Linked DNA regions of Homo sapiens: region 1 is linked to region 2. A link is a contact called in ENCODE Hi-C data. All regions are on one chromosome and are shown on one strand. The core of a region is the stretch at or near the end of the contact, and the rest is flanking DNA. Distances in the headings are between cores, read along the strand shown. Region 1 holds the start of ITK (IL2 inducible T cell kinase). Region 2 holds the start of ANXA6 (annexin A6).

Evidence for each region. A loop is a pair of places that touch in the nucleus more often than their neighbours do. Pooled maps may share reads with other maps.
Region 1: a loop to region 2 is called in a pooled map, with 1.8 times the contacts of the local background. The contact joins the promoter of ITK here to the promoter of ANXA6 in region 2. A Hi-C loop is called at or near these places in 1 of 50 pooled maps.

The regions. Positions count from the first base shown.
Region 1 is chr5:157,177,270-157,183,813 of GRCh38, reverse strand. ITK (IL2 inducible T cell kinase) reads right to left here and starts at 2,974. Exons shown (of 17, transcript NM_005546.4): 1 at 2,699-2,974. The coding sequence starts at 2,836.
Region 2 is chr5:151,156,529-151,162,707 of GRCh38, reverse strand. ANXA6 (annexin A6) reads left to right here and starts at 4,929. Exons shown (of 26, transcript NM_001155.5): 1 at 4,929-5,028. RefSeq lists a silencer at 4,057-4,116 and an enhancer at 3,912-4,768.

The DNA of each region.
Region 1 (6,544 bases), core at 1,725-4,224, 6.0 Mb before region 2:
GAACTGCAAGAATCATAATTTTACACATGAGAAAAGAGAAAAAGAAGCTCTGACACCCGACACCCTAAGAGGGGCAATAACTGGCCAAACAGCTCATAATGCATGTATATCTACCCCACAAAACTTATATTTAGCCACAGAATAGAAGGAATCCAGGACCCTGATCTTAGCTTGACTTTGAAGAATCCTTGAATATCTCCCATAATTTGAAAATGAATTGTTATGACAGCCTGCTAGCTTCTGTAGAGACATGAAAGGGATACAAATAATGGTTAATTTTTACTAGATGCTTACCAGATGACAGGGCCTATGCTAAGTACCTAATATATTAAGTTGAATTGTTTGAAACTTCTAATATCTGATATTCGATCTGCCAAATAATTTCAAAAAGTTCAGCCTAAAGACATTATACCTCTGAGTCTTTGCCATCTTCCTATGAAATGGGTACTATTATCACACCCATTTTACAGATTGAAAATGAAGCCTTTAATTTAAAAATGAAAATGTTCTTCCCATAAGTGTAATGTTATTTACTTATGAGTAATATTAATGCAGCCTTGTGTGCAAATTGGTGGCCTGAAACCATGTAGTATACCTAAGACATGAACAATAATAATTCACATATATTACCTTTTTCAGGGAACTTGGATAAATTTCTAATTAATAAACTTCTATAATAATTAAATAATTAAAGAAATACTTTTAAAATGTTATTTATAAGAGTAAAAAAGGCATTAGAAAACAAGAAATTTGATGTTTGGACATGTATTCTCTATATCTCACATGGAAGAATTAGAAACTGTAGCCTAGGGCTCCCCAGAATGAAGTAATTGTCTTGAAATTTTCCATAATGCTCAGATAAAGAAGTAGGGTGATTTTACAACCTTGTCTACATGCAAATTATGACCAATAATATTCTGAATTAAGGCCATCTGGTTTTGTGATTACTTACAAATAATATTGAGCTGAATTCACAATCAGTTCACAAATAGCAGTTGGGCTAAGGAATTATTAATACTAACTAAATGAGATGATACTATGTTGAATCAGAAAAACGAACTGGTGAAAACTGCAAAATGGACTTTGAAAAAAATATTTAAAGGTACATGACTGTTCTTTCAATATGAAACAAAAACTTTAAATGTTCCATTCACAAAAAAGCATTGAGTAATGCCATGCGATTTATTAGCTCTACATGATAAATCCCCCAAGTTCACAAACTGGGCTCCTGGCCACCTAGCAAAGAGGACTTGCACGTAATTCCATGTGTTTTCTGATTGACTGGTAAATTGTTATCAGTAAGAGTCTGATAATAAGACAAGCAATTCTTTTCACTTCTAAAGAGGCAGAGCTATTTCGCCTGCAACTTTTTTGTTTTCTGTATTTTTTTAATTCACAAAAGACATGCAACACCTGCAACTTTAAAAAGTGAGGCATCCATAGGCTCTATACCCAGCCTGACCTCCTCTGGAGCTCCATCTCATGAAGTGCTTTAAACCCTGGCACACCAAAGAATCCCAAACTCATGCCACCACCTACTAAGTCAGACTCCAACAAAGAACTGGAGCACTTTTGTTTCTAAGTGACCATCAGGCACCTAATATTATTTTCCCTTCAGTAAAATATAAGTGATAATCCTTGTCCTACCCCACTAATGATGTAAAAATAATATAACCATACAGTAAGAAATCAAACATGCTTTGAAAAATTGCAGCATAGGGCTAAACAAGAGCCACTGCATAAAGCAAAGAAGTTTTGAAGAAGAAAGGGATCTTGAAGGTTGTTATTTCCAGTTTTTTCATTTTATGAAGAAAGAACCTGAAACAGGAGGTAGACATTTGCCCAGACTGGATCACCTACTGAGAAGTAGAGTTTGGTCTCCTGACCCTTTGTCCAATGCTTTTTCTACCAAACTACATTATTAGGATTATTCCTGTTGCTTTTGTTATTAGTGATGTTAAGAAGCACAAGACTATTTTTAGATAAAGAGATAGACTGACCTAGCAAAGCAGCCATACTCCTTCTGGGTAAGAACCGCTGGTCTGCACTGCAGAAACTTTGTTCTTAATAACCCTGGTGTCCTAAGAAGTCTATCAAGAGATGAAGAGGTTTGCCATTGTGCCTTACAACTTTTAGATAATTAAATGCCTGGGAAATCTTATTTCAAGATCAGGCTAGCGACGAGTATTGAGACAAACAGAGTTATTCATGAAAACGTTAACACTGAACCCAAAACTTAACCATTCTAAACACCAGTTTCTTCCACTAAAAAATAAGAAAGCTGGGGTAGATCATCCCATTGAATGCTAGTGTTGTATTAATCTATGTTTCATTAAATTTAGTATGTTTCATTAAATTTAGTATGTTTCATAGAAAGTTCAAGTTTTATCGAATCATAATACTTGCTACCTAAAATGTTATTCATAATTTAAAAACCAAACATAACCTTGCAGGGGGAAAAAGCTGATGAATGTTAAATTTACAGTTTTTAGAACTGAAATCACCTAGCACCACCATTTCACCTCTTGACTGCTCTCTGCATTCTCCTCTGATTACTTTTACTGTACTTTTTATGTTGTTACAATAAGCATGTTTGTGTTTCCTGTGCTCTATTTTATGCTATGTATATATTTTTGCATTAGCCCAGTCCAAACATAAAATGCTATGCGAAAAAAGACAAATGAAACTGCTCACATACCCCATGACGATCTTCAAAGTATGCCAGGCTGGCTTTGGTTAACACAAAGAAGCGGACTTTAAAGTTCGAGGGAGAAGTTCTTCTCTTTTGTTGGGATTTCTTGATGAGCTGTTCTTCCAGGAGGATAAAGTTGTTCATGATCCAGTTCTTGAAAGGTGGTGCACCTTGGGCATCACCTCTTAGCACAACCAAAGGAAAGAGTTTTGGGGCAAAGAATGCAATGTGGAGGCAGTTGATCTTCAGAGAGCTGCTCAAGGGCAACTTGCCTTCAACGTTATCTTTCTATCAACGTTCAGCCAACATAGCTGAGCTTCTCCTCTGATGTCAAAGGCCGAAACCACATCCTTTCAAAATTCACAAAACGAGGAGGCATATGTAAAAAATACATACAGCCTTTGCTAATGGCTTGAAATGATATTTGAAAAACTGTAAACTCAAAATTGTGGTAAGGATTACAGTTTAATCTTTATAGTTCCTGGTTTAATCCATCCAGCAGTTAAATCATGTAGCACAAGGAGTAAGGACAATGTGTGGTTTTGCTTACCATGATATACTCAGCAACCATCACAGTACCTGACACATAAAACAGATGTTCAAGAAAAATTTGTTGAATGGATCATCACCAAATTGGGTTGGACAATTAAAAGAGGTAATGAGCACAAAACCCTCACACATTAAAGTGAAGAAATATGTTGCTGAAGTTTATTAGTTTTTAAGATTTAAATTAAAGCCCATAGAAATTTCTCAATGCTACATATAGATGACTGCCTTTCTGTCCTGACGTTTTGTGGAAGAGTGAAAAATAAGTGAATCCTTCAGAATGGCATAATAAACAAAGTATATGTGGGCTTTGAAAACAGACAAACTTGTGTTGGATTCCCAGCTCTGTCACTTACTATGCTGTTTCTCTTTGAGCAAGCCATGACTTCTCTGATCCTTAGCTTCCTTGTGAGGGTCCTTTGGAGGACTGAATCCCATACATCTTATGAATGGTAGGTGCTAGTCATACATGTCACCTTAGAGTTAGTACATAGTTGAAGTATAATGTGTGACAGTTACCTCTACTATGTTAATAATCAAGAGATTTTAGTGTAAGCAGATATTGCATGTAGTGGGTAGGGATAAATAATAAATGAAATAATAATTATTGCTGTATAGGAGTGAAATTCTCCAATGTTTATTTTTAAATGTAAATTACCAGACAACAGCCTAATTTTATTTCATATACTGGATGCCCCAGCATAATCAAGACACCCAGGAGGGTACGGTACTGGTATATTTTAAATTACCTCCCCCATTCTGAGATTCTTAAGACATATGTGTGGAAATACACTGCCCAAACAAGATAGTATTTTTTTTTTCTGAGTATGGGCTTGAGGTAGGGATTGCTACTATTCCCAAATAGCTACTCTCTCCTTCTTACTAGAGTAACAGAATCCCTGACAGTTATCTGGGCATCTGGCCAGCAAGAATAAAGACTACAAATTTTAGCCTCCCTTGTAGCTAGGTGTAGTTGTATGACTGTCTTCTGGTCAACTGAATGTAGCAGAAGTCGTGTGCACAACTTCTAGGAAATTTCCTTAGTGGGATCTGTCATCCCCTTTTCTTTCCCTTTTCCTCCTGCCTTGTGACTAGAATATTGAGGTAACAGTTGGAGCTGAAGCAGCTATCTAGTATCATGAGGTGGAAATTGAATGTTGAGGACAATGGAGTATAAGATAGAAAGAGCCTGGGACCCTGGTGACCATGGATCTTCCATGCCAGCCCTGGATTACATTTTTTAATATCTATTTTCTAAGTCTCAGTTATTTTGAGGTTTCTGTCACTACCAGCAAACCTAGATAATACAGTGCTATCTTCTCAAACTAGACTACAAACTCCTCTGAGGAAAGTACATTTTACACCTGCTTGGTTCAGATGAAAAGAGTTATAGACTTCACAAAGTGTTCTCATCCGGGAAAACAAAATATCATCAGTAGCTGTTGCAATACTTAGGAGTCTTTCGTTTGCTCAGTCTACATGGAGTGTCATCGTAAGTAATTTTATTCTCTTTCTCATAGAGCCATCAAACCCACTAACTGAGACTCATCTTTGCCAACTTTTAAATGCAAACTTAGGAGGCTCAATATTTTTTTCTCACTTTAAGGAAAACATAAACAAAAACAAATAGTCCCTTTGTTTGTTTTGGTTTTAAAAAGTTCACTTCATAGGAGCCAAATTCAAGGAGTTCCCACTTGCCAAAGATGGAACAATTTGAGTATCAAAAGGAATAATAATTGCCATGAATTGAAGAACAGCAAAAATGTTAAAACAATGAGTTCAAAAGAGAATTGAAAAAAGCATCCCAACCTTTTGATCACTTTTGGAGGATGCTGAAGAACCAACTTGTTTTTCTGAAAACTGGAAACAAAGGAAAAAAATAAAACATATTGCTTGCTTTTCTTGAAGAATTATCTTTCAATTCAGTGATCAAGTATTTAATGAGGAAGTTCTTTTTTTCCAAGAAACTAATCAATGAAGGAGTGACAGAATACTATCGTTTTGCAATGCCAATGAAATAATAAATGTAGGCAATGATCATCAATGGCTGTTAAAATTATTACGCAAAAAGCCAATAGGAAAATGTATAACTGTCATATGAAGCTGACAACACTGTAACACACTGATTAATCTTAAAAGAAGGACAACCAGACATTGTATGTCTCCTGAGGTGAAGCAAGAGGAAGTACACAAAACTGGCAACTCGGGAGTCTTGCCAAGAGAAAACAAAATCAAACACAAATCTAATCAAACTTCGAGATATAAATTCGAGTTTACAGGAAATACAAGAGATAAACGAACCTGACAAATGACACTGTGGAGATGCAATTGGATGAGTCCAGAATACAAAACATGCTAAGGACAAATGACTCAGTATCAGTAACAAATAAGTCATAGAGGGCAGGGCACGGTGGCTCATGCCTGTAAGCCCAGCACTTTGGGAGGTCAAGGGGGTGGATTGCTTGAGCCCAGGAGCTTAAGACCAGCCTGAACAACATGGTGAAACCCTTTTTCTACAAAAAATTAGCCAGGCATGGTGGCACACACCTGTAGTCCCGCCTACTCGGGAGGCTGAAGTGGGAGGATCACTTGAGCCCAGTGGGTGGAGGTTGCAGTGAGCTGGGATTGCAGCACTGTACTCCAGCCTGGGTAACAGAGCCAGACTCTGTCTCAAAAAACAAAAGCAAAACAAAACAACAAATAAATCAAAGGGGGAACCCTTAGATTAAAAGAGACTTTAAGAGACATATGAGCATGTTTGGACTTTGGATTAAGAGTTAAGCAAATCAACTGTATAAAGACGTTATGAGACAATTAGACAAATTTGAATGTTAAAGAGATGTTTGATAATACTGAGAAACTTGTTATTTTTTAAGATGTAATAATGGGCTGGGTGTGGTGGCTCACACCTATAATCCCAGCACTTTGGGAGGCTAAGGTGGGCGGATCACGTGAGGTCAGGAGTTCGAGACCAGCCTGGCCAACATGGTGAAATCCTGTCTCTACTAAAAATACAAAAGTCAGTGGAGTGTCGTGCTGTGTGCCTGTAATTCCAGCTACTTGGGAGACTGAGGCAGGAGAATCGCTTGAACCTGGAGGGCGGAGGTTGCAGTGAGCTGAGATGGTACCACTGCACTCCAGCCTGAGCAACAGAGCAAGACACCATCTCAAAAAAAAAAAAAAAAAAGATGTAATAATGGCACTATTATCATGTTAAAATAGTCCTTATTTTGTATAGAAACATACACTGAATTATTGATAAAACAATAAAATGTTTATGATTTGCTTCATCATAATCCAGTGGAG
Region 2 (6,179 bases), core at 3,680-6,179:
CTTGCCAGACACTGCCTCATTCCCTTGCTGGCCTTCGCAGCAAAACTCCCAGAATAAGTAGTTTAGGCTTTTTATCTTACACCGTTCCCATCAGGCCTTTACCCCCAACATTCTGCAATTCACAGCAAGAGATAAGTTGGCTTTCACATTGCTAAACCCAATGATAGATTTGTAGACCTTGTCCTACTTTACCTAAAAGCAGCATTTGACACACCTGATCACTCCCTTATTTTTCACTTTGCTGCCACATTCTCCTGGGGTAGTTTCCTCCCATCTTACTACAATCTCCTTCCCAGTCACCTTTGCTGAATTCTTTTCTTCTCCCCAACTCTTTTATTTTATTTTTTGAGAGTCTCACTCTGTCTCTCAGGCTGGAGTGCAATGGTGCCATCTCACTGCAATCTCCACCTCCTGGGAGTGATTCTCCTGCCTCAGCCTCCCAAGTAGCTGGGATTACAGCATGCACCACCACGTCCAGCTAACTTTTTGTATTTTTAGTAGAGATGGGGTTTAACTATGTTGGTCAGGCTGGTCTTGAACTCCTGGCCTCAAGTGATCCACCCACCTCAGCCTCCCAAAGTGCTGGAATTACAGGCATGAGCCACCGGGTCCGGCCTCTCCCCAAATGGTAACATAAGAGTGTCTCAGACTCGGTCCTTAGCATCGTGGGTGATCAGCAACTATTTGGGGCTGGCGGTACAGGCAGTAAGAAGAATTTACCAAGGCAGTTGTAGGTAAAGAAAGGCAGATTTATTAGAGAAAGTATGAAAATACATTGCTGCCAGACGTGGTGGCTCATGCCTATAATCCCAGCACTTTGGGAAGCCGAGGTGGATCACGAGGTCAGGAGTTTGAGACCAGCCTGATCAACATGGTGAAAACCCATCTCTACTAAAAATACAAATATTAGCCAGGTGTGGTGGCACGCACCTGTAATCCCAGCTACTCAGGAGCCTAAGGCAGAAGAATCGCTTGAACCCGGGAGGCGGAGGTTGTGGTGAGTCGAGATAGTGCCACTGCACTACAGTCTGGGCGACAGAGTGAGACTTCATCTCAAAAGAAAAACAGAAAAGAAAAGAAAATACGTTGCAAGGGTGCAACGGGCAAGTTAGCAAAACAGAAGCTAACTGCAAGAAAACAAAATCTGGCTAAGGATTTTATAGGATGGTGCTTGTGCTGTGTGCTGAAGAGGGCTTTGTGCAGTACTGATAACATCAAGGGTGCAGGGAGCTTGCGTGCATTTTTCTATCAGGTGAGGGTCTGGCAATAGCTGGGCGCAGATAAGATTGTGAGTTATTCGCACAGGAGGGCTATGCATCCTGGGCCATGAAGAAAGGCAGACTTATAGCTTATCTGCTTTCTCTTTTTGCTTTCCCTTGGTCCTGCCAGCCTGACTCCTTTTGCCGAACTAGGACTCCATATTTAGTTCTCTTCTCCCTTAAGGATCTCATCTCTTGAACTCCAGACTTGACTAGCCAACTGCGTACTTGACATCTCCTGTTGGGTGTCTAATAGAAATGTTCAACAAACTGGTCAAAAACTGAACTCCTGATCTTTTCCCCACTTCTAATTCCCAAAATTGCTTTCCCTGCAGTCTTGCTCATTTCAGTTGATGGTAACTCCATCCTTCCAGTGGCTCAGGCCAGGATCCCTGAAGCCATTCTTGACTCTTTCTCATCTCCCACCTGATCCTTCGGAAATCATGTTCAACCTTCAAATACATCCCATCTCCAACCACTTCCCCCACCTGCATTTATACCAGCCTGTCTCTTGCCTGGATTACTGCAAAATCTCCTAGCAGATCCCCTTCTTCTACTCTTCCCCCAACAGTATTCAGTATTTCCAACACAGGAGACTTCAGTGACCCTTTAAAAAATATGTCTTGGCCAGGTGCGGTGGCTCACACCTGTAATCCCAGCACTTTGGGAGGCCAAGGCAGGTGGATCACCTGAGGTCAGGAGTTCAAGACCAACCTGGCCAACATGATGAATCCCCGTCTCTACTAAAAAAATACAAAAATTAACTGGGCATGGTAGCAGGTGCCTGTAATCCCAGCTATTTGGGAGGCTGAGGCGGAAAGAATTGCTTGAACCCACGAGGTGAAGGTTGCAGTGAGCCGACATGGCACCACTGCACTCCAGCCTGGGCAACAGAACGAGCCTCTGTCTCAAACAAACACAAAAGTCTTATCCAGAATATAAAAAGAACTCATATAACTTAACAACAAAAAAGACAAAAAATCCAATTTAAAAATGAGCAAAAAGCATGATTAGATATTTTTCCAAAGAAGATGTACAAATAGTGGCCAATGAGCACACAAAAAAGATACTCCACATCATTAGTCAGAAGGGAAATGCAAATCAAAAACACAATTATAGATGCCATTTCATAATGACTAGAGCACAAGTTTTTTGTACTTTTGTTTTTTTGAGACAAGTTCTCACTCTGTCGCCCAGGCTGGAGTGCAGTGGTGCAATCACGGCTCACTGCAGCCTCTACCTTCCAGCTTCAAGGGATCATCCCACCTCAGCCTCTCCAGTAGCTGGGATTGCAGGCATGTGCCACTACCCCTGGTTAATTTTTTGTAGAGATGCGGTTTCGTCATGTTGTCCAGGCTGGTCTCAAACTCGTGGGCTCAAGCAATTCACCCACCTCGGCCCTCCCAAAGTACTGGCATTACAGGCATGAGCCACTGTGCCTGGCCGGGTACAAATTTTTAAAAAATAAAATACAAGTGTTGGCAAGGACATGGAGAAATTAAAAGCCTCATACATGACATGGCTGATGGGAATATAAAATGTTGCAGCCACTCTGAAAAAATGTTTGGCAGTTCCTCAAAAACTTAAATGTAGAATTACTATATGACCCAGCAGTTTCATTCCTAGGTAAATACACAACGACAATTGAAAACAGGTACTCAAATAAGTATTTGTATGCAAATGTTCATTAGCAGCACTATTCACAATCAGCAAAAGGGGGAAACAATGCACTATCCATCAACAGATGGATGGATAAACAAATTATAGTGTACTTATACAACGGAAAATTATTCAGCCATTAAAAGGAATGGAGTGCTGGACCGGACACGGTGGCGCATGCCTGTAATCCCAGCACTTTGGGAGGCAAAGGCGGGTGGATCACCTGAGGTCAGGAGTTCGAGACCAGCCTAACTAACATGGTAAAACCCCATCTCTACTAAATACAAAAATAAATTAGCCACACGTGGTGGTGCATGCCTGTAATCCCAGCTGCTCGGAAGGCTGAGGCAGGAGAATTCCTTGAATCTGAGAGGTGGAGGTTGCAGTGAGCCGAGATCACGCCATTGCACTCCAGCCTTGGCAACAAGAGCAAAACTCCAACTGAAACTAAAAAAAAAAAGGAATGGAGTGCTGATACATGCTACAGTGTGGATGAACTTCAAAAACATGCCACATGAGGCCAGGCACGGTGGCTCACGCCTGTAATCCCAGCACTTTGGGAGGCCGAGGCAGGTGGATCACCTGAGGTCGGGAGTTCAAGACCAACCTGACCAACATGGAAAAACCCCGTCTCTACTAAAAATACAGAATTAGCTGGGTGTGGTGGCGCATGCCTGTAATCCCAACTACTCGGGAGGCTGAGGCAGGAGAATTGCTTGAACCCAGGAGGCAGAAGTTGTGGTGAGCAGAGATCACGCCACTGCACTCCAGCCTGGGCGACAAGAGTGAAAAAACAACAACAAAAACAAACAAACAAAATGCCACATGAAAGAAGTCAGACAAGAAGGGTTGCATCTCATGTGATTCCATGTATATGAAATATCCAGAATAGGCACATCCGCAGAAGCAGAAAGCAAATTGGTGGTTGCCAGAGACGAGGGGTAAGGGAAAGTTAGGAGTGACTGCTCAGTGGGTATACTGTTTTATTTTTCCGTGAAGAGAATATTTTGGAACTAGATAGAGGTGGTGGATACACAACATTGTGTCTGTACAAAATGCCACTGAATTGTTGACTTTAAAATGGTTAATTTTATGTTGTGTGGATTTCATCTACCCAAAAATAATACCCTTTCTTTGCTCAATATCCTGCAATGGATCCCCAGTTGACTCAGAGTAAAAGACAGCGTGCCTTCAAGGGCCCCGGAGGTCCCACCTGATTGGGTCCCTCTTATCTCTCCTCTCCCTCCCACTCACTCCATTCCAGCCACACTGGCCCCCCTGCTGATCCTCGGAGGCGCCAGGTGGCCTCCTGCTAGGAGCATTTGCTCCAGCAGTTTCCTCTGCCTGGAACACTTTCCGCAGGTATCTGTCCAATTCTTCTAACTTCCTCATCTTCTCCTTACCAATCCCCTGGGGACAATAATTCTCAGTTTCCTCTGTATTCTCAGTTTATCAATTTTTCCTGTTCTAGCGCTGGATTACAACTGCTGGTCTCCCTGCCTGCCTTCCCTGCTTCCCAGAGCACGAAGAAGCTTGCCTCCGCAACCCACTATTTGTGTGACCTTGGTCCAGGAACTGGACTGGGCTCTCCTCCTGAAAGTGGGTAAATAATGTCACCGACCTAATGAGGCTGTTGAGGCATGGAATCTGATCAGGCAGATAAAGTGCCCCTGGCAAACCTCAATTTTCTGTTTCTCAACAAAGCTTTGGCGACTTATAAGAATTTGCGGGAAAGTGTCCAGAACCCGGAGTCAGGAGCCCTGACTTCTAGCCCTGAAGGGCCGCGTGACCTTGGCCAAAGCCCCTAATCCTTCTCAGTCTCAGATCCGGGGGCTGGAAACTGAGGAGGTTCTCCCGGCAAGCCCCTCGGGCTAGTGACATTCTAAGATTCCAAGAGCTAAGGAGCTAGAGGGGTGGGGTGGAGGAGGGAGGCGGGCGCGCCGGATTGGCCTCTGCGCGCCACGTGTCCGGCTCGGAGCCCACGGCTGTCCTCCCGGTCCGCCCCGCGCTGCGGTTGCTGCTGGGCTAACGGGCTCCGATCCAGCGAGCGCTGCGTCCTCGAGTCCCTGCGCCCGTGCGTCCGTCTGCGACCCGAGGCCTCCGCTGCGCGGTGAGTGGGCTGAGGCTGGAGAGGGGAGTCGCTCTGGGAACCCCTTCCCGGGGGCTGCAGGGACACAAGAAATAAGCGCCCAGTCATCGGCTGATGGGTACCCCCCGCCAGGAGCAGGGACGGGAGGGCGCGGTAACCCGAGAGTGTCGCAGACTGGGTGTGTCTGGGGAGCGCAGCGGAGCAAATCTGGGGTCGGGGCGGAGAGGCGCGGGCGGAGGGCGCCCTGGCTAGGGGGAGGGGAGGGAGTCCCGTTGCTGCAGAGGGTCTGGTTGAGGGTCCTGGGCGCCGGAGCTGAGCCAGGGGCTGGTCCTGCCGGCCTTAATTTGGGGGGGCTCAAGAGACTTTGAAGGTCCGGGGTTGGGGTCAGCTGGACGCCAGTCAAAGGACCCGCAGAGAAGGGTGTGGCTGAGGCCCAAGACTGAGAGCAAGAGCGTTGGACCCTCCAGCTGCTTATAAAATGGCTTGTGTGTGGTGTCGGGGGAGGGCTGCCTGCGTGCAGAGAGCTGAACGTCCGGTCGTACATACCTCAGGGCCTCATTGGACCCCATCCCCTTTGGGCCACTGCTTGTCTATGAATGCAGTCTCCCAACGGGGCTCCGAGGCCTCCTATGGTGAGGCAGGGGCACTACCCTTCTTTCTGCATCCCCTAAGCGGTCTAGGCCTTCCCAAAGTTTGGGGGCTTCAAATAATTCCCCATATACCAGCATGGGAGCAAAATACCCTGAATCGGAATCCCAGCCCCTGTTGCAGTGTGACTTTGGGCGGTGGCTTTCCCTCTCTGAGCCTGGATTTCCTTCTCCAAGTCCATAGTTGAGAAACCCAGTCTCTTTCAAAGGAAACAATGGCTTTGAAAACTGATTTATTTGTCAGCTGTATGGAATGATTGCAGGTTTGGGAGTCTTGATTATAGATTTGGGAAGCCTGGCACAACCCTTGTAGGCCCTACAAGGGGAAAGGGCAGGAGGTCCTTTGGGACAACTAATCTGGCCACGGCTTCCTGCCTCCTCCTTCCTTTCCCTAGATTCTAGTGGGTCTTCTCTGACAATTCCAAATTTGGACATATGGCTCCCGGGTTTGTGAAAGGACTCTGGTTTCCCCCCAAGAGTCCGCCCTTTTCCCTCCATTATTCCTTCCCCCTTGCCCAAAACATG